Regions from separate parts of the Homo sapiens genome. Here region 2 is linked to region 1. The links are chromatin loops, found by intact Hi-C in ENCODE. Cell type or tissue: MCF 10A. All regions are shown on one strand. Each heading gives the region's core, and the rest is flanking DNA. Links, peaks and the distances in the headings are about the cores only.

Region 1 (15,783 bases), core at 3,732-11,731:
AGCTTCACTTGAAGACTTGAATAGGCTCTTAATTTTTCTCCAAGAACTTCTACAGGGCCCTTTCTTGAAATCTATGTTTTCATAACAAAAGTGAAAATGTGCTGTCAGCAATTTTGTTTTTGAGGGTTCTATACATGAGAGTGCACGTTAAGTAGTGCCAAGGGCCCAGACCTTGTATGTGATAGGCTACATGACTGCCTGTAGACGTTTTATTCTCTTGAACCCCAGCATCTGCATTTGCAAAATAGGATTCAGATTCTCTCTCTTCTAGGAACAGCTAAACATTAAGAAGAGATGTTGTGCACTGTTCCATTTGTAACGAGTGCTCAATCAACGTTTATTCTCCCAATTCACCCACCCCAATTAGAAGAACTCTGCCTAGAACAAATAATTACAACCCTTGTTATTAAATGCCTTGCTAATCTATCTAGCATTCCTCAAAGTGTATTTCAGCAACTTTATTTTCTTGGATTACAATTAGATGTCCACAGAGCCACTGAGGAGGGTAAAAGTAGTGTCTATGGACAAGTTAGCTGAGAAATACCTGTTTTTATGAAGGCTTAGAGTTTTTTAATTGCTAATTTAAATTGTGATCCTTTGGTGGGGTGTAGGTTCAGTGCAAAGCATGCTACCTTTCCCAACATTCTATGCAACAGGAACTGGTATGGTTTGGATCTGTGTCCCCACCAAATCTCATGTCAAATCATAATTCCCTACTGTTGGAGGCGGGGCCTGGTGGGAGGTGATTGGATCATGGGGGTGGAGTTCTCATGAACGGTTTAGCACCACTGCCTTCTTGGTACTATATAGTGATAAAGTTCTCGCGAGATCTGGTTGTTTAAAAATGTGTTAGTACTTCCGCCACCCCCAGTCCTGCACCTGCCATGTAATATGCCTGATCCTGCTTTGCCTTCTGTCATGAGTAAAACTCCCTGAGGCCTCCCCAGAAGCAGATGCTGCCATGCTTCCTGTACACCTTGTGGAACCATGAGCCAATTAAACCTCTTTTCTTTATAAATTAACCAGTCTCGGGTATTTCTTTATAGCAGTGTAAGAATGAACTAATACAGAAACCTTCTTGTCAGTAACTCCTATTAATAACCCAAGGAACTAACAATGTTTTTTGGAAAACAATGTGGCAAGACCAAATGAGTCCTGAGAACTATGGGAAATTATTGTTGTCTCAAAAGATAAGAATGCTTTTTTGGTATTGTTTCTATGCATGGGATTACTCATAAGCACCACGGGAATGAAATACCTTCAGCAACTCACTGCAGAGCTATTGGGTAATTTTATTTTGTTTAGCCTTTGGATGACAAAAAGCAAGTTGTTCACTCTTGTGAACAATACAGTGAATAATTACAGTACTTGCTACTGACAAATGAGCATGATTTCTAAAGGTACAGTGGTCACTTTAGTCAGAAATATAATTATCTAGACAAAAGCGATTTGATGTTTTTATACTTTTAATAGTTTAAAAGCAAGTTTGGGAGAGCTCAAGGTCATGGTAATTCTAATTGTGTATGTGCTGGTTCAGATACATATAAGCAACCATTCTGAAAAGGCAATTTGGTTTAACAAATATCTGCTGCATACTTGCTATATAAAAGGTACTAGTTAGTAAACTAATAATGGTAATAGAAGATATGCATTACTTTGGACGAAAAATTATAATGAATCTATATTGTGAACTTATGTATGTTGCAAAAGGTTATGCTGGCTTTTCAGGTAATCATTCACTCTGAGCTTCTGCCACCTCTGGGATTTCCACAAGCTGCAACATTTTAGTTTCAACTCAGCTTAGCAATGCCATTGCAAAAACCATTTCAACTAGCGTTCAGATAGAATGGAGTATGCGTCCATTGCCAAATCAACTCACTCAGCATGTGCTCTCGCGATTCAGTTCTAGAGCAGCTGTGGTCTACTCTGGAGGAAGGGTAAATGAGATCACTTAGATTGAAGTAGCTTCCAATCTACATACTTAAATGAGAAACATACAAATTAACCATGCCCAGATGATCCCAAGTATGTTCAGGATTCAGGAGGTTGAAGCCAACTCACCTTGGTAGGTAATTACCGTCTTTCTGGTAGGCAGAATCGTAAGGTAGATCTCAAGATTCCCACCCCCATTGCACATGCTCTGTATAATCTTCTCTCCCTGAATATGAGTAGGTCCGTGAATATGAGGGATCTTACTCCCATGATTAGGTTAAATTAGCTGACAAAGCTGAAGGGATTTTGCAGATTTAAGTAAAGTGCCAAGTAAATCAACATTGAGTTAATCAAAAGGGAGATTATCCTAGGTAAACCTGACCTAACCAGGTGATCCCATAAAAGGGACTGGACCCTTCTGGAAGAAAGAGCTTTGAACCCACAGAGATTCTCCTGACAGCCTTAGGAAAGCAAATAGTCATGTTATGGAGAGGACCAGATGGCAGGTAAATTCTTTTCACAACCATTTCTGGCAGTATCCTTCCTGTCCGTGGGTTTAATGCATTCTCATCAACACACATGATGTATCCATCAGGGCCCAGGCAAGAGACAGAAACCACATCAGTTATTTGAACAGGGAAAATTTAATACAAAGATGCCTTAACTAGATAAGTAGTTGATAACTAGAAAAATCAAAGAATAAAAAGAGATCTCTAAAGTATAATGAGAATAGTACCTGCAAGAGGCAGCTATCACTCCAAAAGCCAGGGAACAAAAGGAAGAGATTGGAAGTATTAAAACCTACAAGGGATCCTGTGAAGCTGAAACTCAGCCATTTGAGGAAAGACTGCTGGCCTGCTGGTGTCTCTGAGCTTGGAGGAGGGCACCATAGAACTTAGACCCAGATTTTTAAGAACAAGACAAAGAAGCTTTTTCTTCAGGTGCTGGAAACTTCAATCTGGGTTCAGCTGCTTCTATAGGAAGGTGCTGCTGTAGCTGGGGCAAAAAAAAGTAAGGCTGAAGTGACACCCCCAAGAACAGCAAGCAGACAGGAAGTTCACAGGAAGCAAAGATGAACGAGAAAATCTCTTTTCTCCTACAGCTCTGAAGTCTCCCTCTGGTATCTCCTGTTGGCAGAGCCTAACATGGACCCAGCTGGAAGCAGACATGGTTTCAGAGTTGCTCTCCAGCAACTCGAGGTGAATTTACAAGGGTGAATGTGGAGCCAAGAAAAAATAACTTAGTAGCTGACACACATGGTTTATATTATTTTTTCTATCCCTTATTCTGTCTCCCAGAATGTCTTCTAAACTTTCTGATACCTGAAAATCCACAATAAAGTTTCTCCCACATGATACGAAGCTCACACAGAGTCCATGAAGCTGCTGTAGAACACACGCTGCCATAACCAAAGCCGCTGTCTCCTTGATCTGCTACCACTAAATTCCCAAAGAATCCAAGGGCTGAAAGCCCCAGCCACTATGCCTGAGCCCTCCAGACCCAGAAACCACTCTGTGGATTCAGCTGAAATGAAGGAACAGACACCTACTTCCGTGTTACACTTGGTTGCAGAGTTTGCCTCGTGCTCCCACTGTCTGAGAGAGAGCATGGAAACACTAACCCATTTTTGCTTGCAGCTTTCTATCACTAGGACCAGAATTCATTGTACTTGTCAGAGAATTATCAAGAAACAGATGCTATTATGAGACTTTATCCTTGGTTAATACTTGTGCACTCTGGCTTTCTTTCCCCTTACGGTGAATTATCTAATTGTTTAAAGCAAACCATGCCAAGATGCTACTAGTTATGCGCATCCTTAGATTTAGCCTGGTTTCAAAACCTATGCTACCTGGGATAATATACTATACAATGTGTAAAGAGCATTTTATGAGGCAAAATAGTTACATAATTATGAGCAGACTCTAGAGCCTGGCTGCTTGCATCCAAATCTTGACTCCATTTGTAACCTTAAGCAAGTTAGTCATTGTCTCAGCCTGTTCAGGTTACTACAACAAAATCTTATAAACTGCATGGCATATAAACAACAGAAACTTATTTCTCTCAATTCTGCAGACTGGGAAGTTCAAGATCAAGGTACAAGTAAATTCAGAGTCTGGTAAGGGGCCCCTTCCTTGTTCATAGATAGTGCCCTCTTGCTGTTTCCTCACATGCTGGAAGTGGGTGAGAGGTCTCTGTTGGTTCTCTTTATAAAGGCACTAATCCCATTCATGAAGGCTTTGCCTCATGACCCTAATCACCTCCCAAATCCCCTATGGCCTAATACTATTGTCGTGGGCTTTAGGATTTCAACACAAGAATATGCAAGGGAGGGACGCAAACATTCAGACTATAGCAATTATTCTTTCTAGGTTTTGGGTTCCTCATCTCTATAATGAGGGTGATAGCAGTAGTACCTGCTACATAAGATTGTAGTGAGGATAAAATATGTCAATGTAGGCAGAGCACTTGGAGGAGCGGCTGCCACAGTAAGTGCTTCATAAATGGAAACTGTTATTTTGCATTCCTGTCATTTTGAAAATGTAACCAGATATCATGTTGTCATACCAGGATAATTCTCACTTCAGCACCAAGATCTCTATTTCATCCACCTGAAATCTAAATTTTGGAGTTCCTCAGAGCTCTGTGATGGATTTTCATTTTTTCCCCTGGTCATTTTCTTTTCTAAATGATCTTATGCTTTACTCTGACTATATATCATTTAAGTGTCATCAACTCCAAAATTTATTTCTCACACAGATCATTGTTCTCATCTTTAAACATACACATGTCCCATTACCTACCTGAAATATCCACTTTGATGGCTTATAGGTATCTGAAGCATAACGTGCCCACAGTTGAATACTTAGTAGTCCATCTCTCCTCGAATCTTTTTCTCCTAAGTTTTTTCCTTTCCGGTAAATTGTGTTGTAGTTCATCCAAGTGCTCAATCTAGAAATCTGGGAGTCATTCAGGATTTATTTCTCTCCATTAACATCCCGCACTCAATTGATTAATATTTTCTGCCACTTTTTTCCTCCAAACTATAACTCAATCCAATCATTTCTCTTCCCATACCATCATCATTTCTTACATAGACTATTGCTTCTATTCTTTCTGCTACCACAATTATTCTCCACGAATCAGCCAGAAAGATCATTTTAATGTGTGGATCAGATCATGAGGTCCTTCTTCTTAAACCCTGTGATGGCTTCCCATTGCACTGAAAATAAAATTTCTGCTTCTGATATGTGGCTCCCAGTGGATTCTTGTGATGTGACTCCTTCTTTACTCTGCAATCTTTTAAGTCTTCCTGGACATCTTCAGTTCCTTTTACCTCCGAGGCCTCTCCTGCCTGTGGGTCTTCATGCATGCAGTTCCCTCTCCGTGGGATGCTTTTTCCACTTCCTGTAGCTGGCTCAATCTCACCCTGAGGTCTTAGCATAAGAGTCAACTGCTTGGAAAAATCTTTTCTGACCACTGTGTCTAAAGTGGGTTCCTTCACCTACCATGTCATTCCTGCTCTATTATTCTCTACCATGGCACTTAATTCACTTTAAAGCATGTGTAGCAATCAGTACAGCTTGATACTTTTATATGCCATTGTCTGTATTCCCACACAAGACAGTTCTATATCCTTTTGTCCCCTACTAACCTATGTTCTGCTACTAGCACAGCGCCAATCTCACAATACACATTGAAAAAAAAAAAATTGTTGAATGAATAAACATACTATGGCCCTTCTCCATGAATGTTTTGGTGAAAACAACAGAATACCCAGAGAGAAAGTGGATACAGTCAAATTCCTCCTGTGATGGTTAATATTGAGTGTCAACTTGATTGAAGGATGCAAAGTATTGTTCCTGGGTGTCTGTGAGGGTGTTGCCAAAGTAGATTAACATTTGAGTCAGTGGACTAGGAGAGGCAAACCCACTCTGAATCTGAGTGGGCACCATCTAATCAGCTGCCAGCACAGCTAGGATGAAAGCAGGCAGAGGAACGTGGAAGGACAAGACTGGCTAAGTCTTCTGGCCTCCATTTTTCTCCCATGCTGGATGCTTCCTGCCCTCAAACATCAAACTCCAAATTCTTCAGCTTTTGGACTCTTGGACTTACACCAGTGATTTGCCAAGGGCTCTTGGGCCTTCAGCCACAGACTGAAGGCTGCACTATCAGCTTCCCTACTTTTGAGGTTTTGGGACTCGGACTGGCTTCCTGTCCCCTCAACTTGCAGGCAGCCTGTTGTGGGACTTCACCTTGTGATCGTGTGAGTCAAATCTCCTAATAAACTCCCCTTCATATATTTACCTGTCCTATTGGTTCTGTCTCTTTAGAGAATTCTGACTAATGCACCTTATAATTAAATGGTACAGCGACATGTTTAGAATATTAGTGTCATAAAGTTTAAAATTCATATTTCCCTACTTTCAATTCCAAATACATCCAGATTACTGATAAGCTTAACCCTGAGTCTTAATATCTGATGTAATTTCCTATCACCATACCCAGTAGCTGTTGCATCTTGAGACCTCCTCTTTTTGGGACTAGTCATACCTGCTGGTTCAAATTATACCAGATAAATTTCTAATACTTACAGCAAAGGCACAAAATTATATTTCTGGATTAATCAATAGTCACATCTTCTGGTATGATTGTGAAGAACGATTCGACATCCTAAAATGATTGTTCCCAATATTCTATGCCAAATACATTTCTCTTTTATCCCATATACAGACTATGACTCATGCTACCATGTTTAACCTTCATCTTCCTCCTTTACTGAGGTAGGTCTACCAGTAAATATCTTGAAAAAGGTAGGAAGTACAATATTTAAGAGTGTAAAGTTTTAAGTCTATGTGTACCATACTTATTTATACCCAGGTCAAGAACAAAGTGGGATATACACAAAGATTGTTTTATGGTGAGATATGTTTAAAATGCCTACCTAGAAGCATCTCCCCCAGTAATATTCCATGCAGCCTCTCTTCTTCAATACAACCATGCCTCAAATACTTCTATTGAAAATAAAAGTTCACTGTGGTCTACACTGCCCTCTAGCGGCCATTCTCTATCTTTCTCCTCCCTACCTAAGCCAAATGTTTAGGAAAGAGTTGTGTCCACTTCCATACATTCTACCCTGTCATCAAAATACTGCCCTTCTGAACCAGCAGAAGTCCAATGACTAACTGATGTGGAATATAAAGACCTGGACCCTCATTCCAACTTGAGGCAACTCTAAAGGCTCATCTAAGTATCATGGTTCCCAGTAGGTCAGCTGAGGCCTTCATGGAGCCTGCATCACAACCCAACTTCCACCTTAGCCCAGTTGTTTCTTCTTCTTCCTCCTACTAGTGTGGATCTCAACAATACTCCCTGATAAACATCCTAGGCATTAATTTTCATCTTAGAAGTCTGCTTCCAGGGAACCCAACCTGCAACCCAAGTCTCTAATATTATAAGCATCCTTTAACTTTTTTTGTATCAGTCTTAGCAATCATAATTTAATATAAATTTATGTGTTCTTTGATCAGTGTCTTTGTTCCTATGAAGCTCTATGCTCTTTGAAACAAGAACTGTCATTTTTTTGTTCACTATTGTTTTCTCAGTACTTAGCAGTGTACTTGGCATATAATAGATGCTTGGTGAATAGCTCATTGTTGCATGAGTAGGTAAATAAATTATCTCATAATTCATCATTAGAAATTTATCTCTTTGCATTGTTATTGGGTTTTTAGTTAAAATGCAATTAACTCTTATATTCAATGAATATAATATACCAGTATTCCAGGTTGAGAACACAAGAATTTCCTGAGGAGAAAAACCTTTAAGAATGGGCTCAGGCATAATGTTTTGAGGAAGAAAAGAGCTAAAGGCTAATGGAAGACTGACCATCCACGATGTAATTGAAAGATAAAAAGAATGGCTTTCAGATTCAAACATGGATTTGAAGCCAGGTTTTGTCACCTACTGTGTGATCTGCAGTAAGAATTAAAAGAATTCCAGTTGAAAAACACTAGGTATAAAGTAAACTCATGATAAATATTGGTCTCTTTTCCATATACATTGCCAATTTCCTTCACTTACTCTCTGTTTCAGAAAAGTGCTGCCTATGAAATTGCTTTATCTGAATATCCACAGAGGAAGAAAGCCAACATAGAGATGTAGTTTAGCCCCTTCAATTCACTTGCTCTTTCTTTTCAAATCTTTCCAGTTTCAACTTCATGTCAATGAGCTGGTCCTCACACAATCCTTGGGATGGTTGCTATTGAATCCACTCACAAGTAATGAACTGAAACAAAGTATCATGGCAAAACTATGCAAATCAACCAATACCTAAATCAAACTAATAGGCAGAATTCTCACTCAACTGCTAGCCAATTTATTTCATGCTACTGAGTATTGATCCTAGTTGGAATGGTGGGAAATCTGTCATGCTTAAGATGCCATCATTGCAGCACTACTCACAATAGCAAAGACTTGGAACCAACCCAAATGTCCAACAATGATAAACTGGATTAAGAAAATGTGGCACATATACACCATGGAATACTATGCAGCCATAAAAAAGGATGAGTTCATGTCCTTTGTAGGGACATGGATGAAGCTGGAAACCATCATTCTCAGCAAACCATTGCAAGGACAAAAAACCAAACACCGCATGTTCTCACTTATAGGTGGGAATTGAACAATGAGAACACTTGGACACAGAAAGGGGAACATCACACTGGGGCCTCTCATGGGGTGGGGGGAGGGGGAGGGATAGCATTAGGAGATATACCTAATGTAAATGACAAGTTAATGGATGCAGCACACCAACAAGGCACATGTATACCTATGTAACAAACCTGCACGTTGCCCACGTGTACCCTAGAACTTAAAGTATAATAAAAAAAAATATATATATATATATATATAAAGATACCATCTGTTCCAACTGCCAATGGAAGTTATTTCTCCCTTCCAAGGTCTGTTGGCCAAGAGCTTATCCCTTATTTCCTGCAGGCTTTCAAAAGCATCATTAGGTTCCCAGTCAACATTGGACAAGGAATCTATTCTACTTATTTTCATTACTTCTAACAATTGGCTAATTTTACACTTCTAGTCAGGAGATTCCCCTTTACCATGAACACAAAAATCAATGGAGGAAGGGAGACTTGTGGCAGGACATAGGAGTTCTGTGGAGAAAACATCTGAATTTGTAGACTATTCAACAACAAGAGTTAACAGATATTAGATGCCACGAGGCTATAGAGATAGAGAGATTATAGCAGTTATCACTTTATTAGAGGAAGCGGCCAGAAAACTTCCAAGAAATGTATGTGTCTGCAAAAATTAGACCAAGAAAGAGTTTTCCAAGGAAAACTTTAGAAATTCTACTTCCCGTAACACTAGGGTCATCAAATTCTGTGGCTGGTAGTGTAGTAAATAAATACCCATTTGTTCGAATTCAAACAAGAGTTGGCGATGTATTTTCATATCAGATCTTATGGAACCAAATGAGTGAGACGTCTAAATGACTCTTCTATACAGTGACAAGTAATTTTAGTGGCTAGTGAACTTTAAAATTGTACAATTCCATTTATTTTTTCACAAAGGTACATTTCTTTGAAGTAAACTCACTTTGTTTAAAAAGTTGTTATTCTATTTAGGACATACATGCTGTTTCAACTTGGAACATCTCTGAAGACAATGCTCACTAATTCTTCAGAAGGTGAAAAAATGTAAACAAATTTCTCAGCCATGGGTTATTAGACTTTCCCACCTTCTCCTGGAATCTGTTAATCTAAAATTGACAGTACAATTAGCTGATAACACCTAGTTTAGCTGTGGTCGGTGAAGTTTTCACATAGATATATTTAGAAGTGAAAGCAATCCACGTGGTGTTAAGGCTTTGGTTTATTTGAAGCCCTGATGAAAACAGGAAGACGACTTGAGGCATGAATAATATATCCACAGTTTACACATGTCAAAAGTCTAGTCATGTATTTAAATAATTAAATTTGTAATCTTGTCAAAAGTAATTATCAAATTAATGTGGAGTGTGAATTGCTACATTTGAATGATCTTAAATTATTAAAATTACGTCCCTCTGAAAGATAGTTTGAATGATTAGACACCTAAACATAGGTTTAAAAAGAGGAGACAATTGGCTGAGCGTGGTAGCTCACGCCTGTAATCCCAGCTACTTGGGAGGCTGAGGCAGGAGAATCCCTTGAACCCGGGAAGCAGAGGTTGCAGTCAGCTGAGACCGCGCCATTGCACTCCAGCCAGGGCAACAAGAGTGAAACTCTGTCTCAAAAAAAAAAAAAAAAAAAAAGAGACAATTGCAGATAATGTGATGTCCTCAACCCATATTCCAGCCCCTTAAAATAAGTACCTCCTCAGCAGTACACATTCAAGAATAGCTTGTCTGGAAACATATCTGCTGTTTGAAGTCCCTGAACTCAGGGCCCTATAAATATCTGTTCCTAATGCCAAACAGAAGGACTAAGATAAAGAGTTCTCTCAATTAACCACCTTTTTCAGTTAATACATTTGCATTTTTATAATATTTGGGCCCATTTATAAAATAATAAACTAACTGTAGAAAGTTGAAGAAGAAAAGCAAAACCACTCATTCTTCCTCAAAGAAGTAAAATCTTGGTAAACCTATACATCCTTTTCCACACACACACACACACACACACATATATATATATAATTTACTTACAGAATTGGGGACTATTCAGGGGAGCATGTATTTCTCCGAATATATATTGAAAAATTTCTCAATATTAAATGTTTTTTCTCGAGCAAGTATTATATATGCTTCTATATTCATCAATAAATATTTTTTATTGTTAGATGGTGATGAATACTGAAAAAAATATATAACAAGGTAAAGTGAAGGGAGAGTGGGGATTTGGAGGATAACACTGTAACTGTGAGTGCTCACAAAAGATATCACTGATCGTATGACATTTGAGTAGAAATCTGAAGCACAGTGCTGAAAACCTGACCAGAAGAGGGTCTGACATTTTCAAGGAACTGCTCAGAGTCCAATGGAGCTAAAGTGGGTCAATCAGGAAGAGTATCAGGAAATGAGTTGGAGCAGGAAATAAGATATATCAAATGCTGGATGTAGAGATGCTAAGTAGATGGGAGTATTATGTTGGGTCTTTTGGACATTGTAAGGACTTTGGTTTTTACTCTAAGCAAACTGGGAAGACACAGGAAGGTTATGAGCAGAATTCCATTTCAAACAAATCAGTTTTGCTTCTCAGTGGTTAATAAGGAGTGCAGAGGTGTAGTGAAGAAAGCAAACCAACCAACATAAACCGTAGAGAAATGCGCAGCAATAATTCAGGTGAGAGCAAATTGTGGTCTGGAACAGAAGATTAGCTGTAAGGATAAAGAGGAATATTTGAGTTCTGGATTCTGTTTGAAGGTAGAACCAATATATTTGCTGATAGATTTGATACCAAGTCAAGAATAATTCCATAATATCTGACTTAAGATTGACCCTGAAAGAAAGTCAGAGGTGAACTAATCTTCCCGATAGAGGACCATACAGTAAATATTTCAGGTTTACAGATCATACTGTCTCTATCACAAGCATTCAGCTCTGATGTTGTACCATGAAAGCAGCGATAGACAATAAATTAACATGTAGTTGTCTTCTAACAAAATTTTAATTATAAAAACACAACCGGTTAAACTGGCCCAAAGGCCACAGTTTGCTAACCCTTCAATTGAAGTTATAAAATTTATGAACATAGAATTGCTTATAGTATTCTTTATTGTCCAGGAAAAGAGATATATCTGAGGTTTAGCCTTACCCCATTTATGGTCACTCATTAATTTTTGCTCCCTCCCCATCTGTCTACTGTTGTTTACTTCCCAGCTAGAGATGGGTGTGTGTGTGTGTGTGTGTGTGTGTGTGTGTGTGTGTGTTTTCCTTCCAGAATTTTTTCATTTCAGTGAGTGGGATACAGAGCTAGACTGTAGTGAACTTATTCAGTCTTGGATAAAACTAGAATCTTAATTTTTAAATATTAATCTTATTTTACATTCCTTGGATAAACTCCACTTAGTTTTAGCATATTATCATTTTTATATATTGCTGGATTTATTTTGCTAATATTATACCAAAGATATTAACATTAATGTTTGTGAGGGATATGATTAAGTAGTTTTCTTTTCCCATAATGTCTACCTTCTGGTTTTTCATTAGGATAATACAGTAGTATCCCCTTATCCATGGTGTTGCTTTCAGCAGTTTCAGTTACTGGAGGTCGACTGTGGTCTAAAAATATTAAATCAGAAATTCGGTAAATAAAAAATGCATAACTTTTAAATTGTATGCCATTCTGAGTAATGTGATGAAACTTCTCACTATCCCACTCTGTTCCACCAGGGACAGGAAGCATCCCTTTGTCCAGCAGATCCATTCTGTAGAAACTGCCCACCTGTTAGACATCAACATCTGCTTCTGACATCCAACCATCAACATCATCATGGCTTGATGACCCAGGATCACCCAAAGCAGATGACAGCAGCCTCATGTTACATCACAATGCCTATGTCATTCATCTCACTTCATCTCATCGTGTAGGCATTTTATCAACTCACATCATTCCAAGAAGGGTGAGTACAGTATAATAAGATATTTTGAGAAAGAGAGACTACAGCCACATAATTTTATTACAAAATATTGTTATACTGTTCCATTATTATCGTTGTTAATCTCTCACTATGTCTAATTTGCAAATTAAACTTTATCATAGGTATGCATGTATGTGAACAATCATATTACAGTAACCACATGGGTTGGTAATACCCACAGTTTTGGGCATCCACTGGGGGTCTTGGAACATACCCCTGCAGATAAGGGGGAGACTAATGTATTAGTATCATAAAATAAGTTAAGAAGCTTGCCCTTTTTAATTTTCTGAAAGAGTTTATATAAAATGAGTATAATTCATGCCTTAAGTGTTTTATACCACTCACCTATGAAGCATTTGGCCCTACAGGTGTTTCTAAAATATAAACACATTTAATTTTTTTCTTGCATTAATTTTGGTAGCCTGTTCCTTTCAAGGTACTTACCAATTGTATATGTTTTTAAATATAATGAATACATTTTTATCAATATTCTTTTATTATTATTATTTATTTTTTTCTGAGATGGAGTTTCACTCAGTCGACCAGGCTGGAATGTGGTGGCACAATCTTGGCTCACTGCAACCTCCGCCTCCTGGGTTCAAGCAATTCTCCTGCCTCAGCCTCCCGAGTAGCTGGGATTACAGGCACCTGCCACCATGCCTGGCTAATTTTTTGGATTTTCAGTAGAGACCGGGTTTCACCATGTTGGCCAGGCTGGTCTCAAATTCCTGACCTCGGGTGATCCGCCCACTTTGGCCTCCCAAAGTGCTGGGATTACAGGTGTGAGCCACCACGCCCAGCCTCTTTTATTATTTTTAATGTATGTAGGATAAGTAGCTGCCTGTTTTATTTCAGATACGGTAACTTACGTCATCTCTTTTTTCTTGCTCAATCTAACTAGACATTTCTCAATTTTATTGCTATTTTGAGAAACCAGGTATTGGCTTCATTGATTTCTCTCATCCCTTTTTAATAATTTTAGTACTTCATTATTTACTTTCTTGTACTTATTTTGGGTCTGGTGTTTTTCTTTTTCTCTTAAATTGAAAACTTAAATAATTGATTTTAGGCCTTTATTATTTTCTAAAATAATAAATACTGCTTTAGGTGCATTCCTTTTCATTAACAAAAAATTTCATTTTCAATTTTTCTTAGATCCGTTGGTTATTTAAAACCATCTACCTTAATTTTTAAAATTTTGAGATTTTCTATATATCCTTTTGTTAGTGGCATTTAGAACTTTACATAGAATAAAGTAACTTCGATTCTATTACGGTTAGAGAATATGCTGTTTTATTTCAATACTTCTAAATTGACTGAGACTTGTTTTATGGCCAAAATGTCTCCTATCTTAATGAGCATTACACGTATAGTTCAGAAAATTAAAAACAAAGTATTCTGTTATTTGAGGACAGAAAAATCAATAAATGTGAATTGATTTAACTCATTTGATAGTGTCGTTTAAACCTACTATATCTTCACTAATTTTCTGTTTACATGCTTTATCAATTACTGAGAAAGGAGTTTTGAAATCTCCAACTGTAATTCTGAAATTGCCTAATTCTCCTTTCAGTTCTATCAGTTTTTCCTTCATGCATTTTTATAGGTTATTGTGTACATAATATTGTATTCTTATGTATTGTTGATTAATTTTTTATATAACTTTATTATGATTAGTGTTGGTATGGAATATCTTTCCCTATCATTTCTTTTGTATCCCGTCTGTATTTTTATATTACAGGTGGTTTTCGACCAGGCGCAGTGGCTCACGCCTGTAATCCCAAAACTTTGGGAGGCCAAGGCAGGCAGATCACTTGAGGCCAGGAGTTTGAGACCAGCCTGGCTAACATGGTGAAACCCCATCTGTACTAATAATACAAAAAAATTAGCTGGGTGTGGTGGGGTGCACCTATAATCCCAGCTACTCAGGAGGTCAAAGGCACAAGAATTGTTTGAACCCAGGAGGCAGAGGTTGCAGACCACGCCACTGCATTCCAGCCTGGGTGACGGAGGGAAACTATGTCTCTAAATAAATAAATAAAAAGTGGTTTTCTTGTAGACAGTATACAATTAAATCTTGATATTTATACACTCTAATAACCTCTGCTTTTATTTAAAATATTTAGTACATAAACATTTACTAAAACTATTTAACATACAGTCAGACCAGTCAATATTTGCTTTTTTTTAACTATCATCAACTGAGAAATGCAGACTTATCTGAAAAAATAATTTTTATCCAGTTTCAAAATTGAAACTTTTCCAAGAAGTATGATTAATTGTGAATGGCGCAAAATACTAAGGGCATAAGCAAGAAATGAATAAGGAAGGAAGGAAGAGATGAACAGGCCTTGAGGTAATGGAAACATGTACAATGGACTATGGAACCTGATTATATGAAAACAGTACTGGAGCCCAATGCCTGGAAAGAATAAACAGCAAAGTTAAAAATAATAGTACAAGGTTCTGGAAAGAGTGTAGCTAAGAGGAAAGAAAATTTTAGACCGGGCATGTTGGCTCACGCCTGTAATCCTAGCACTTTGGGAGGCCGAGGTGGGCGGTTCACGAGGTCAGATCAAGACCATCCTGGCTAACACGGTGAAACCCCATCTCTACTAAAAATACAAAAAAATTAGCTGGGCGTGGTGGCAGGCACCTGTAGTACCAGCTACTCCGGAGGCTGAGGCAGGAGAATGGCATGAACCCAGGAGGCAGAGCTTGCAGTGAGCCGAGATTGTGCCACTGCACTCCAGCTTGGGTGACAGAGCGAGACTCCGTCTCAAAGAAAAAAAAGAGTAAAGAAAATTTTAGATTAACATCTAATTTCTCACTGGAAGATCAAGTAAATGCTAAGAATATAATTTTTACCATGTTGTAAATATTGAAAATTTAAAACTGATATATCACTTTAAAAATGTAATATATTTAATATACTTACTATGGCAATTTAATATGTGCCATGCATTATAAAAATACGTGAATAAGTTCCTCTTTAAATGATTAATATTTCACATGACTCGTTTTTAACCTTAATTTGTATTTCCATTTCACTTCTCCCACAGAATTTTATCTGAGTGACATGTTTCTATGTTTGAAAGTCTTTGATTTAACATCCTATTTACATTTCTGCAACAAGAATATGTATATAAATTAATTTTTGTAAATTTATGCTATTTTTTTCCTGGATTTAGTATTCATGCAATTGTTAGT
Region 2 (15,783 bases), core at 2,874-10,873, 1.0 Mb before region 1:
CAGCATTCATTATTATTATTTTTTGTTGTTGTTGATAAAAGCCATTTTCACTGGGATAAGATGGTAACTCACTGAGGATTTTTTTTATTTCTCTGATTATCTTCACTATTGGGCATTGTTTCATATACCTGTTGGCCATTCATACAACTTTTTGAGAAATGCCTATTCAGACCTTTTGCATATTTTTAAATCAGATTTTTATTTGCTATTTAATAGCTTGAGCTCCTTATATTTTCTGGTTATTAAGGCTTTATCAGATAGATAGTTTGCAGATACTTTCTTCCATTTTTTGTGTTGTCTCTTCACTTTATTGATTGTTTCCTTTGCTGTGCAGAAGCTTTTTGGCTTGATGTGATACCATTTGTCTATTTTTGCTTTGGTTACCTGTGCTTCTGAGGTCTTAGATAAAAAAAAAAAAAAAAAAATGCCAGGACACATGTCCTGGAGCATTTCTCCATTTTTTTTTTCTGGAGGTTTCAAAGTTTCAGTTATTATTTATGACAAATTCACTTTTATTTGATTTTTCATATGGCGAGAGATAGAAGTCTATTTTCTTTTTTCTGTGTATAGTTAGCAGTTTTCCCAGCAATATCTATTGAAGAGACTGGTCTTTCCCCATTCTATGTTATTGCTACCTTTAAAAAATGAAATGGTTGTAAATACATGGATTTCTATATCATAGGTCTTTCACTTCTTTGGTTAATTTCTAGGTATTTAATTTTATAATATTTGTGTCTATTATAAATGAGATTACTTTCTTAATTTCCATTCACACTGTCCACTGTTGGCATACAGAAATGCTACTGATTTTTGCATGTTGATTTTCTATACTGAAACTTTAGTAAATTTGTTACAGTTTTTTTAATCAGTTATAGATTTTTTTGTAGAGACTATCTTTTAGTAAGTACAAGATTATGTCATATGCAAACAAGGATAGTTTTACTTCTTCTTTTCAAATTTGTGTGTCCTTTTTTAAAAAATCTTTTTCGATTGCTCTAGCTAAGATATCCAGTAATATGCTGAATATCAATGGTGAAAGGGGCAACCATGTCGTGCTCTAGATCTTAGATGAAAGTCATTCAGTTCTTCCCTGTTCAGCATAATACTAGGTGCAGGTCTATTGTATATGGCTTTTTATTTATTTATTTTTTTTGGGTGTTGAGGTATTTTCCTGCCATACCCAGTTTATTGAGGGTTTTTGTCATGAAGGGATGTTAAATTTTATTAATTTTTTTTTAGTATCAAGTGAAATAATCATAAAATTATTATTTATTTAGTTTTGAGATGGAGTCTCACTCTGTCCCCCAGGCTGGAGTGCAGTGGTTCAATCTCGGCTCACTGCAACCTCCACCTCCCAGGTTCAAGCTATTCTGCCTCAGACTCGTGAATATCTGGGACTACAGGCACATGCTACCACGCCTGGCTAACTTTGTTTTTTTTTTTTTTTTTTTTTTTTTGTAGTTTTAGTAGAAACGGGATTTTACCATGTTGGCCAGGCTAGTATGGAACTTCTCACCTCAAGTGATCTGCCCACCTTGGCCTCCCAAAGTGTTAGGATTACAGGTGTGAGCCACTGCATCTGGCCAATCATAGAATTTTTGTCCTTTATTCTGTTTATGTGATGTTTTACATTGATTAATTTGTGTATGTTGAACCATCTTTGCATCCCTGGATAAATCCCTCTTGGTCATGATGAATGATCTTCTTAATGTATTGTTGAATTTTGTTTGGTAGTATTTCATTGAGAATATTTGCATCAATATTTATCAAAAATACTGGCCTGCAGTTTTGCTGTTGTTGTTGTTGTTGTTGTTTATTGTTTTTTTTTTAATGTGCCATCTGTTTTTGCTATCAGGGTAATACTGGCCTCATAGTGTGAGTCTGGAAGTATTCCCTCATCTGTTATTTTATGGAATAGTTTGAGTAGGATTGATATTATTTCTTCATTATATGTTTGGTAAAATTCAGCAGTGAAGCCATCGGATTGGAGGCTTTTATTTATTGGGTGATATTTTAGTATGGCTTTAATCTCATTACTTGTTATTTATCTGTTCAGGTTTTGGATTTCTTCATGGTTCAATCTTGGTAGGCTGTATGTGTTAGGAATTTGTTCATCTCTTCTAGATTTTCCAATTTATTGGCAACTGCTCATGGAATTTGTAATGAGTCTTTGAATTTCTATCATGTTCACTGCAATGTCTTCATTTTCATCTGTGATTTTATTTATTTGGATCTTTTTTTCTTAGTCTGGCTAACAGTTTGTCAATTTTGTTTAACTCTTCAAGAAACCAACTTGTCGTTTCATTGATTTTTTATATTGTCTTAATTTTAATTGTAATTTATTTCTGCTCTGACTTTTATTATTTTATTTCTCCTAAAAATTTTGGGGTTGGTCTGCCCCTGCTTACTTAGTTATTTCAGATGTATCCTTAGATTATTTATTTGACTGTTTTTAATTATTTGTAATGTAGGCATTTAGAGCTATAAACTTCCCATTTAGTACTGCTTTTATCATTACATATTGCTCTTCTTTTTCTCTTTATATAGTTTTTGTCATGAAAACTATTGTGTCTGATATAAATATAGCTACTCCTGCTCTTTTTTGGTTTCCATTGGCACAGAATATCCTTTTCCATCACTTTTTCTTTCATCCTACGTGTGTCTTTATAGGTGAAATGTGTTTCTTGTTGGCAACAGATCATTTGGTCTTTTTTTTTTTTTTTTAATCTATTCAGCCACTCTATGTCTTTTGATTGGAGAGTTTAGTCCATTTACATCCAATGTTATTATTGGTAAATAAGAACTTACCCCTGCCACTTTGTTATTTGTTTTCTGGTTATTTTTGTAGTATTTTCTTTCTTCTTCCTTTTCTTCATGTTTTCCTTTCGCTGAAGGTGATTTTCTCTGGTAGTATGCTTTAATTTCTTGATTTTTATTTTTTATGTATCTGGTTTTTGTTTTGGTTTGAGGTTACCATGACACTTGCAAATACAACCTTATTTATTATTTTAAGCTGATAAAAACCTCACTGTTTATATAAACAAACAAGCAAAAAGTAAACTAATGAAAACTCTATGCCTTAATGTCATCCTCCCACTTCTTAACATTGTTGTTTCTATTTATAATTTACTCTACTATCTGTCTTAAAAGGTTGTTATAGTTACAATTCTTAATTGGTTCATAGTTTAGTGTTTCTACTTAAGATACTAGCAGTTTACATACTGCTGTTACAGTGTTATAATATTATGTATTTTTCTGTGCGCTTACTATTACCTGTGAGTTTTGTACCTTCAGATGTTATCTTACTGATTATCTTTCTAATTTAAGTATTCCCTTGAGCATTTCTTATAGGACAAGTGTGGTGTTGATGAAATCCCTCAGCTGTTGTTCTCTGTACTTAAAGGATATTTTCTCTAGATATCCTATTCTAGGATAAAAGTTTCTTTCCTTTGGCACTTTAAATATGTCATTTCTCCTAGCCTGTAAGGTTTCCATTATAAAGTCTGCTGCCAGATATATTGGAGCTCCATTTTGTTATTTTTTTTTCTCTTGCTGCTTTTAGGATCCTTTCTTTATCCTTGACATTGGGAGTTTGATTATTACATGCCCTGAAGTAGTCTTCTTTGGTTTAAATCTGCTAAGTGTTCTATAACCTTCTTGTACTTGGATATTGGCATCTTTCTCTAGGTTTTGGAAGTTTTCTGTTACATCTTTTTAAATAAACTTTCTACTCCTATCTCTTTCTCTACTTCCTCTAGGGCCACTAACACTTAGGCTTGCCATTTGAGGCTGTTTTCTAAATATTGTAGGTGTGCTTCATTTTTTTTCTTTTCTTTTTGGTCTCCTCTGTGTGTTTTCAAATAGCCTGTCTTCAATATCACCAGTTCTTTCTTCTGCCTGATCAGTTCTGCTCTAAAGAGACTCTGATGCATTCTTCAATATCCTAATTGCATTTTTCAGCTCCAGGATATCTGCTTCATTTTAAAAAAATCATTTCAATCTCTTTCTTAAATTTGTCTGATAGAATTCTGAATTCCTTTTCTGTGTTATATTGAATTTATTTATTTTCCTCAACACAGTTATTTTGAATTATTTGTCTGAGAGGTCACATATATTTGTCTCAACAATGCTCCCTGATTCCTTATTTAGTTCATTTGGTAAGGTCATGTTTTCCTGGATGGTCTTGATATTTGCATATGTTTGTTTGTGTCTGGGCATTGAAGAGTTAGGATTTATTTTAGTCTTCTCAGTCTGGGCTTGTTTTAACCCATCCCTCTTGGGAAGGCTTTCCAGATATTTGAAATGACTTGGGTGTTATGATCTAAGCTGTATCTGCTTATGGGGGTACCCCAAGCCCCATAACACTGTGGTTTTTGCAGATTCATTGAGGCACCACCTTGATGGTCTTGGACAAGATCTGGAGGAATACTCTGGATGATGAGGTAGAGAATCTTGTTCTCTTCTCTTCTTTTCAAATGAACAGAGTCTCTCTCTCTCTGTTCTGAGTTACCTGAAGCTGAGGGTGGAGTGACACCAGCACCCTTTGGCCACCAGCACTAGGACTGTACTGGCTCAGACCTGAAGCTAGCACAACACTAGGTCTCACCCAAGGCCTGCTGTAACCACTTCCTGGTAAAAACCTATGTTTGCTCAAGGACTTAGAGCACCACAATCAACAGGTGACAAAGCCAGCCAAGCCTGTGTCCTTTTCTTTAGGGTGGCAAGTCTTTTCAGACCCTGGGCAGGTCCAGAGTTGCCATCCAGGAGTCAGAGACTGGAGTAAAACACTTAGAATTATTCCTGGTGTTCTACCAGACTGTGGCTGAGCTGGTACTCAAACTACATGACACAGTCCTTCTCACTCTTCCCTCTCCTTTTCAAAGGCAGAGAAGCCTCATCCTGTGTCTATCACTACCACAGGCCCATGGGGTCTACCCAGACTACTACCAATGCTCCCTTAAAGTCCAGCAGCTTTTCAGTCAGTTTGTGTTGAATGATGCCTGGCCTGGGACTCATCCTTCAGGGCAATGGGCAACCCTCTGGCCCAGGACAGGTCCAGATCTGTAGTCCCAGAGCCAATGCCTGCAAATGGGGACCACAAGTGCCCACTTGGCACTCTATCTCTGTGTGGCCAAGCTGGTACCTAAGGTTCAAGGCAGAGTCTCCTTAACTTTTCCCACTTTTCTCAAATAGAAGGAGTCTTGCCCTGTAGCCACCAGAGCTGGCAATGTGCTGAGTCTCACCTGAAACCAGCAAGTCTCAGTGTCTCACCCAAAACACTGGAGGTAATACCTGGGCATTGCTACTTGTTATTTAGGGCCCAAGAGCTCTTCAATTAGCAGGTGATGTATCCTGCCAGGACTGGGTATTTCCCTTCAAGGCAGCATGCTTCCTTCTGGCCCAGCTTGTGTCTAGAAGTGTCATTCAGAAGCTAGGGCCTGGAAAGGTGGGTTCATGACTCTGATTGTGCCCTATTCTCCTGTAGCAGAGCTAGTAATCCAAGATGCAAGACTAAGTCCTCCCCACTTTTCTCCCACCTCTCCTCAAGTGGAGGAAAGGGTTCTCTTAGAGTCACAAGCTTTACAACCTGGGGTTAGGGCAGGGGTGATACCAGCACTCCTTTAGTTGCCCAGCTGTCTCAGTAGGCAGTATCTGCCCCCCTCCAACCCCCACCCAGTCCACTGGCTTTGGACCCAGTTCAGCCATAGGACTTGCCTAGGACTTGTAGTCCTTGTGGCCTAGACTTCCTTTAAAGATTATTTGGGGTCCCAGAGCACTTTTGTGTATGGTGGCAAGGCTTGTGGGCACTCAAGTTCAGCTTGCTATTATCAGTGAATCCCCTCTGGCTAGTGTTGGTTTAAATACACCCTCTGTGGGTATGCATCAGCTGAGTTTGGTCCGGTTTTCTTTTCTTCTGTAACAGGGTGAAACTGACTTCAATGCCTCACAATGGCTGTGTGCTTTCCCTCTCCTCAGCAAACAGAAACACTCTCCACATCATGCTGCCACTGCCACTGGGTGGCGGAAGGGTGCTGACAGCAATTTAAGACTGATTTTCTTACCTCTTCAGGGTCTCTTTCAGCAATATGAAGTTACACTCAGGTGCTGTGAGTGAGAGTACTCACCTGATTTTTGGTTCTTATGAAAGTGTTTATTTTGTATAGACAGTTGTTAAACTGGTGTTCTTGTAGGGGGAATGATTCTGTCATCTTGCTCTGCCCCAATCCAACTTTGTTGCTTTTGCTCAAAAGCGCTTTGGCTATTCACTGTCTTTCGTGATTGCACATAAATTTTAGGATATTTTTCTATTTCTGTGAAGATTGTCATTGCTATTGATAGGGATTGCACTGAATTTGTAGTGTATTTTATGTTGTTATCATTTTAGCAATATTAATTCTTCCAATACAATATCATGAAATGTCTTTTCATTTTCCATGTGTCTTCTTCAATTCCTTTTAGCAGGATTTTATAGTATTCCTTGTATAGATCTATTTCTTCAACTACATTTCTTTTTAGATATTTTATAATTTTTGTAGCTATTGTAAATGGGATTGCGTTTTTGGTTTCTTTTTCAGATTGTTCACTGTTGGAGTATATAAATGTTATTGCTTTTCATGTGTTGATTTTGGATCCTGCAACTTTACTGAATTTATTTATCAGTTATAATAGTATTTTTGATGGATTCTTTAGATTTTTTTTAAGTATAAAATTATGATATCTGTGAACAAACTAATTTGACTTCTTCTTTTCCAATGTGGATATCCTTTATTAATTTCTCTTGCCTAATTTCTTTGGCCGGGACTCTCAAAATTATGTTAAATAAAAGTGGTGAAATTGGGCATCTTTTTACTTTTCCAGGTCTTAGAGAAAGGGCTTTCAATTTTCCCCATTTACTGTATTACCTGTGAGTTTGTCATATACGACCTTTACTATTTTTATGTATGTCCTTTTTATAACCAGTATCTTGAGAGTTTTCATCATAAGTAAATGCTGAATTATATCAAATGCTTTTTTAGCATCTATTACAACTATAATATGATTTATAATTGCTGATTATATTAATGTTACATATCATTTTATTCATTTGCATATGTTAATCCATATTTACATATCTGAGATGAATCCAACTTGATCATGGTGAGTGGTCTTTTTAACATGTTTAATTTAGTTTGCTAACATTTTCTTTAGGATTTTTGCATCTATGTTCCTCACTGATATTGGCCTATAGTTTTTTCTTCTTCTTGTAATTTTGGCATTATGGTAATATTGGCCTGATAGAATTAATATGGAAGTATTCTCCCCTCTTCAATTTTTTGAAATTTTTGAGTTGAGTAGGTATCAGTCTTCTTTAAATGTTTGGTAGAATTCAACAGTGAAGATATCAGGCCTTAAGCTTTTCCTTAATGATAAACTTATTACAATTTCAATGTTGTTACTAATTATTAGTTGGTTCAGTCTTCATATGTTGTATGTTTACAGGAATTTTTTAATCTTATAAGTTTCACAAATTGTTGGCCTATAGTTTTCCATGATAGCCTCTAATAATTCTTTCTATTATACTTTTGTAACCTCAGTTGTTTTGCCTCATTTTTCATTTTAATTTATTGTTGTCTTCTCTCTTTTGTTCTTATTATAGCTAAAGGTTTATTGGTTTTGTTTGTTTTCAAGCAAAAAATTTTCTGTTTTGTTGATATTCTGTATTTTTTTAGTCTCAATTTCATTTATTTTCTGCTCTGATATTTCCCATTTCTTTCCTTCAACTAATTTTGGTTTTGATTTTTTCTTGTTTGAGATATACCATTAGGTTGTTGATTTGAAGTCTTTCTACATTTTTTGTATACATTTGCTGTTAAAAAATTTCTGTTTAATACTGCTTTTGCTGCATTGGATAGATTGTGGAATGATGTATTTTCATTTCTTTTTTGGGGGTCAAGAAATTTTAAAATTTACTTCTTAAAAAATTGATAAGGGAGGAGCCAAGATGGCCGAATAGGAAGAGCTCCGGTCTACAGCTCCCAGCGTGAGTGATGCGGAAGATGGGTGATTTCTGCATTTCCATTGGAGGTACTGGGTTCATCTCACTAGGGAGTGCCAGACAGTGGGCACAGGACAATGGGTGCAGTGCACCGTGCACGAGCTGAAGCAGGGTGAGGCATTGCCTCACTCGGGAAGTGCCAGGGGTCAGGGAGTTCCCTTTCCTGGTCAAGAAAAGGGGTGACAGACGGCACCTGGAAAATCGGGTCACTCCCACCCGAATAGTGTGCTTTTCCGACGGGCTTAGGAAACGGCACACCAGGAGATTATATCCCACACATGGCTTGGAGGGTCCTACACCCACGGAGTCTCGCTGATTGCTAGCACAGCAGTCTGAGATCAAACTGCAAGGCAGCAGCGAGGCTGGGGGAGGGGCATCTGCCACTGCCCAGGCTTGCTTAGGTAAACAAAGCAGCCAGGAAGCTCGAACTGGGTGGAGCCCATCACAGCTCAAGGAGGCCTGCCTGCCTCTGTAGGCTCCACCTCTGGAGGCAGGGCACAGACAAACAAAAAGACAGCAGTAACCTCTGCAGACTTAAATGTCCCTGTCTGACAGCTTTGAAGAGACCAGTGGTTCTCCCAGCATGCAGCTGGAGATCTGAGAACAGGCAGACTGCCTCCTCAAGTGGGTCCCTGACACGTGACCCCCAAGCAGCCTAACTGGGAGGCACCCCCCAGTATGGGCAGACTGACACCTCACACGGCCGGGCACTCCTCTGAGACAAAACTTCCAGAGGAAGTATCAGACAGCAACATTCGCAGTTCACGAAAATCTGCTGTTCTGCAGACACCGCTGCTGACACCCAGGCAAACAGCGTCTGGAGTGGACCTCTAGCAAACTCCAACAGACCTGCAGCTGAGGGTCCTGTCTGTTAGACGGAAAACTAACAGACATAAAGGACATCCACACCAAAAACCCATCTGTACATCACACCATCATCAAAGACCAAAAGTAGATAAAACCACAAAGATGGGGAAAAAACAGAGCAGAAAAACTGGAAACTCTAAAAACCAGAGCACCTCTCCTCCTCCAAAGGAACGCAGTTCCTCACCAGCAACGGAACAAAGCTGGACAAAGAATGACTTTGACGAGTTGAGAGAAGAAGGCTTCAGATGATCAAACTACTCTGAGCTACAGGAGGAAATTCAAACCAAAGGCAAAGAAGTTGAAAACTTTGAAAAAAATTTAGACAAATGTATAGCTAGAATAACCAATACAGAGAAGTGCTTAAAGGAGCTGATGGAGCTGAAAGCCAAGGCTCGAGAACTACGTGAAGAATGCAGAAGCCTCTGGAGCTGATGCGATCAACTGCAAGAAAGGGTATCAGTGATGGAAGGTGAAATGAATGAAATGAAGTGAGAAGGGAAGTTTGGAGAAAAAAGAATAAAAATAAACTAACAAAGCCTCCAAGAAATATGGGACTATGTGAAAAGACCAAATCTACGTCTGACTGGTGTACCTGAAAGTGACAGGGAGAATGGAACCAAGTTGGAAAACACTCTGCAGGATATTATCCAGGAGAACTTCCCCAATCTAGCAAGGCAGGCCAACATTCAAATTCAGGAAATACAGAGAACGCCACAAAGATAATCCTCCAGAAGAGCAACTCCAAGACACATAACTGTCAGATTCACCAAAGTTGAAATGAAGGAAAAAATGTTAAGGGCAGCCAGAGAGAAAGGTCGGCTTACCCACAAAGGGAAGCCCATCAGACTAACAGCGGATCCCTCAGCAGAAACTCTACAAGCCAGAAGAGAGTGGGGGCCAATATTCAACATTCTTAAAGGAAAGAATTTTCAACCCAGAATTTCATATCCAGCCAAACTAAGCTTCATAAGTGAAGGAGAAATAAAATCTTTTACAGACAAGCAAATACTGAGAGATTTTGTCACCACCAGGCCTGCCCTAAAAGATCTCCTGAAGGAAGCACTAAACATGGAAAGGAACAACCGGTACCAGCCACAGCAAACTCATGCCAAAATGTAAAGACTTTCGAGTCTAGGAAGAAACTGCATCAACTAACGAGCAAAATAACCAGCTAACATCATAATGACAGGATCAAATTCACACATAACAATATTAACTTTAAATGTAAATGGACTAAATGCTCCAATTAAAAGACACAGACTGGCAAATTGGATAAAGAGTCAAGACCCAGCAGTGTGCTGTATTCAGGAAACCCATCTCACGTGCAGAGACACACATAGGCTCAAAATAAAAGGACGGAGGAAGATCTACCAAGCAAATGGAAAACAAAAAAAGGCAGGGGTTGCAATCCTAGTCTCTGATAAAACAGACTTTAAACCAACAAAGATCAAAAGAGACGAAGAAGGCCATTACATAATGGTAAAGGGATCAATTCAACAAGAAGAGCTAACTATCCTAAATATATATGCACCCAATACAGGAGCACCCAGATTCATAAAGCAAGTCCTGAGTGACCTACAAAGAGACTTAGACTACCGCACAATAAGCATGGGAGACTTTAACCCCCCACTGTCAACATTAGACAGATCAACGAGACAGAAAGTTAACAAGGATACCCAGGAATTGAACTCAGCTCTGTACCAAGCAGACCTAATAGACATCTACAGAACTCTCTGCCCCAAATCAACAGAATATACATTTTTTCAGCACCACAACACACCTAGTCCAAAATTGACCACATATTTGGAAGTAAAGCTCTCCTCAGCAAATGTAAAAGAACAGAAATTATAACAAACTGTCTCTCAGACCACAGTACAATCAAACTAGAACTCAGGATTAAGAAACTCACTGAAAACCACTCAACTACATGGAAACTGAACAACCTGCTCCTGAATGACTACTGGGTACATAACAAAATGAAGGCAGAAATAAAGATGTTCTTTGAAACCAATGAGAACAAAGACACAACATACCAGAATCTCTGGGACACATTCAAAGCAGTGTGTAGAGGGAAATTTATAGCACTAAATGCCCACAAGAGAAAGAAGGAAAGATCCAAAATTGACACCCTTACATCACAATTAAAAGAACTAGAAAAGCAAGAGCAAACACATTCAAAAGCTAGCAGAAGGCAAGAAATAACTAAAATCAGAGCAGAACGGAAGGAAATAGAGACACAAAAAACCCTTCAAAAATTAATGAATCCAGGAGCTGGTTTTTTGAAAGTATCAACAAAATTGATAGACTGCTAGCAAGACTAATAAAGAAAAAAAGAGAGAAGAATCAAATAGACACAATAAAAAATGATAAAGGGGATATCACCACCGATCCCACAGAAATACAAACTACCATCAGAGAATACTATAAACACCTCTATGCAAATAAACTAGAAAATCTAGAAGAAATGGATAAATTCCTCGACACATACACTCTCTCCCAAGACTAAACCAGGAAGAAGTTGAATCTCTGAATAGACCAATAACAGGATCTGATATTGTGGCAATAATCAATAGCTTACCAACCAAAAAGAGTCCAGGACCAGATGGATTCACAGCTGAATTCTACCAGAGGTATAAGGAGGAACTGGTACCATTCCTTCTGAAACTATTCCAATCAATAGAAAAAGAGGGAATCCTCCCTAACTCATTTTATGAGGCCAGCATCATCCTGATACCAAAGCCTGGCAGAGACACAACCAAAAAACAGAATTTTAGACCAATATCCTTGATGAACATTGATGCAAAAATCCTCAATAAAATACTGGCAAACCGAATCCAGCAGCACATCAAAAAGCTGATCCACCATGATCAAGTGGGCTTCATCCCTGGGATGCAAGGCTGGTTCAATATATGCAAATCAATAAATGTAATCCAGCATATAAACAGAACCAAAGACAAAAACCACATGATTCTCTCAATAGATATAGAAAAGGCCTTTGACAAAATTCAACAATGCTTCATGCTAAAAACTCTCAATAAACTAGGTATTGATGGGACATATCTCAAAATAATAAGAGCTATCTATGACAAACCCACAGCCAATATCATACTGAATGGGGAAAAACTGGAAGCATTCCCTTTGAAAACTGGCACAAGACAGGGATGCCCTCGCTAACCACTCCTATTCAACATAGTGTTGGAAGTTCTAGCCAGGGCAATTAGGCAGGAGAAGGAAATAAAGGGTATTCAATTAGGAAAAGAGGAAGTCAAATTGTCCCTGTTTGCAGACGACATGATTGTATATCTAGAAAACCCCATTGTCCCAGCCCAAAATCTCCTTCAGCTGATAAGCAACTTCAGCAAAGTCTCAGGATACAAAATCAATGTACAAAAATCACAAGCATTCTTATACACCAACAACAGACAAACAGAGAGCCAAATCATGAGTGAACTCCCATTCACAATTGCTTCAAAGAGAATAAAATACCTAGGAATCCAACTTACAAGGGATGTGAAGGACCTCTTCAAGGAGGACTACAAACCACTGCTCAGTAAAATAAAAGAGGATACAAACAAATGGAAGAACATTACATGCTCATGGGTAGGAAGAATCAATATCGTGAAAATGGCCATACTGCCCAAGGTAATTTACACATTCAATGCCATCGCCATCAAGCTACCAATGACTTTCTTCACAAATTGGAAAAAACTACTTTAAAGTTCATATGGAACCAAAAAAGAGCCCCCATCGCCAAGTCAATCCTGAGCCAAAAGAACAAAGCTGGAGGCATCACGCTACCTGACTTCAAACTATACTACAAGGCTACAGTAACCAAAACAGCATGGTACTGGTACCAAAACAGAGATATAGATCAATGGAACAGAACAGAGCCCTCAGAAATAATGCCGCATATCTACAACTATCTGATCTTTGACAAACCTGAGAAAAACAAGCAATGGGGAAAGGATTCCCTATTTAATAAATGGTGCTGGGAAAACTGGCTAGCCATATGTAGAAAGCTGAAACTGGATCCCCTCCTTACACCTTATACAAAAATTAATTCAAGATGGATTAAAGACTTAAACATTAGACCTAAAACCATAAAAACCCTAGAAGAACACCTAGGCATTACCATTCAGGACATAGGCATGGGCAAGGACTTCATGTCTAAAACACCAAAAGCAATGGCAACAAAAGCCAAAATTGACAATGGGATCTAATTAAACTAAAGAGCTTCTGCACAGCAAAAGAAACTACCATCAGAGTGAACAGGCAACCTACAGAATGGGAGAAAATTTTTGCAACCTACTCATCTGACAAAGGGCTAATATCCAGAATCTACAATGAACTCAAACAAATTTACAAGAGAAAAACAAACAACCCCATCCAAAAGTGGGCAAAGGATATGAACAGACACTTCTCAGAAGAAGACATTTATGCAGCCAAAAGACACATGAAAAAATGCTCATCATCACTGGCCATCAGAGAAATGCAAATCAAAACCACAGTGAGATACCATCTGACATCTGTTAGAATGGCAATCATTAAAAAGTCAGGAAACAACAGGTGCTGGAGAGGATGTGGAGAAATAGGAACACTTTTACACTGTTGGTGGGACTGTAAGCTAGTTCAACCATTGTGGAAGTCAGTGTGGCGATTCCTCAGGGATCTAGAACTAGAAAAACCATTTGACCCAGCCATCCCATTACTGGGTATATACCCAAAGGAATATAAATCATGCTGCTATAAAGACACATGCACACATATGTTTATTGCAACACTATTCACAATAGCAAAGACTTGGAACCAACCCAAATGTCCAACAATGATAGACTGGATTAAGAAAATGTGGCACATATACACCATGGAATACTATGCAGCCATAAAAAATGATGAGTTCATGTCCTTTGTAGGGACATGGATGAAACTGGAAATCATCATTCTCAGTAAACTATCACAAGGAGAAAAAACCAAACACTGCATGTTCTCACTCATAGATGGGAATTGAACAATGAGAATACATGGACACAGGAAGGGGATCATCACACTCTGGGGACTGCTGTGGGATGGGGGGAGGGGGGAGGGATAGCATTAGGAGATATACCTAATGCTAAATGACAAGTTAATGGATGCAGCACACCAGCATGGCACATGTATACATATGTAACTAACCTGCACATTGTGCACATGTACCCTAAAAGTTAAAGTATAACAAAAAAATTGATAAAATATTGATTTGACTTCCCATCTTCCAAGAAGCTACATGTATATATCAAAGCTTATGTCTAGATGAAGAAGCAAATACTGCAGAGATATAGTCAAAATGTCTTTTTACTCTCACCTAGAAAGTGACTGGCAAAATGACATAACATAGGCAAGGTTTTTTTATTTGTTTGTTTTATTGTTTTTTTTTTTTTCAAGTAGCTCTGACAGGCAACAAGCAATATAGTGTATGTCTTCTTTAAGCTAGTAATTTTAGTGATATCATCAATTAATAAATTTTTATATCCCCAAGTCTTCAGCCATACCCAGTAGAAAAGGTTTATGGAAAACATTTGTGATTTCACTCATCATTTACTTTAAATATTTAAAGGTTTTGGCCGGGTGCGGTGGCTCACACCTATAATCCCAGCACTTTGGGAGGCCAAGGTGGGCGGATCACAAGGTCAGGAGATTGAGACCATCCTGGCTAACATGGTGAAACCCCGTCTCTACCAAAAATACAAAAAATTAGCCAGGTGCGGTGGTGGGCACCTGTAGTCCCCGCTACTTGGGAGGCTGAGGCAGGAGAATGGCGTGAACCCGGGAGGCAGTACTTGCAATGACCTGAGATCATGCCACTGCACTCCAGCCTGGGTGACAGAGCAAGACTCCGTCTCAAAAAAAAAAAAAAAAAAAATTTAAAGGTTTTAAGTAGTTATAGATTCATAGGAAGTTACAAAATAATGTAAGGAGTGGACTTGTGTACTCTTCACCTAGTTTCCCCCAGTGGTAATTTTGCATATAACTACAATGTAATTTCAAAACCAGAAAGTTGAAATTGGTATAATCCACAGAGTTTATGTAAACCTCTGTTTTAGATGCACTCATTTATGTTGGCATCTGTTCTATGCATTTTTATCATCTGTGTTGACTTGTATCATAACCACCACAAACAAGGCACAAAACTATTCCATCACCACAAGTTTCCAACATGCTGCTCTTTTATATTCACACACCCATTTCCAATATTTTGGGACTGGCTTTTTTATTCAATATAATTCTTAAGAGATTCCATCCTGGCTGTTGTATGTATCAAGTTTATTCTTTGTAATGCTCAGTAGTATTTCATGATACAGATATATCACAATTTGCTTAATCATTCACATTTAGAAGGACATTTGGATCATTTTCAGTTCAGGAGGTATTACAAATAAATCTGCTATGAATATTCATGCACAGATTTTGTATAAAAATAAGTTTTCATTTCTCTGAAATAAATGCCCAAGTGTGCTATTTCTACATCATATGGTAAGTGCATATTTAGTATTACAAGTAACTACTGAACTGTCATCGGCAGTGGTTATATCGTTTTAAATTTCCAGTGGTAAACCATGAGCATGATCAGCTTTTTTCATCTTCACCAACATTTGATATTATCACTATATTTTTATTTTAGCTATTTTGATAGGTATTATGCCTTTTAAAACCATGATAAGGTGGAATAAATATATTTGGTTAGTTACATGAATAGTTAATTTGAAAGTTTTAGATATAGTAAAATAAAAATAAAGCATGTCATTGGCTACATGAATGTGTAATTTTAACATCATAAATGAGTAATTATAACATCATTAATAAAGTCACAGAAATTAAATAATGGAAAAGTGTTGAACCTGAGT

Evidence for each region. Peaks named below come from ENCODE experiments on the same cell type or tissue, not always from the same donor. Only the 100,000 strongest peaks of a DNase experiment are listed, where the experiment ranks them.
Region 2: it touches region 1 in a loop (13-fold over the local background); 4 of 110 quality-filtered maps call a loop at or near these places.

What each region holds. Positions count from the first base shown.
Region 1 is chr2:34,087,972-34,103,754 of GRCh38, reverse strand. The region is part of intron 4 of LINC01317 (long intergenic non-protein coding RNA 1317); the gene reads right to left. Among named protein-coding and RNA genes, the nearest start is that of LINC01318, 29 kb to the right of the region's middle. In MCF 10A, for the core only: a CTCF peak has its summit at 7,017 (motif pointing left); a DNase peak (open chromatin) is centred at 6,984.
Region 2 is chr2:35,105,195-35,120,977 of GRCh38, reverse strand. No RefSeq gene overlaps it. Among named protein-coding and RNA genes, the nearest start is that of MIR548AD, 360 kb to the left of the region's middle. In MCF 10A, for the core only: a CTCF peak has its summit at 6,012 (motif pointing right); no DNase peak of the experiment used is centred there.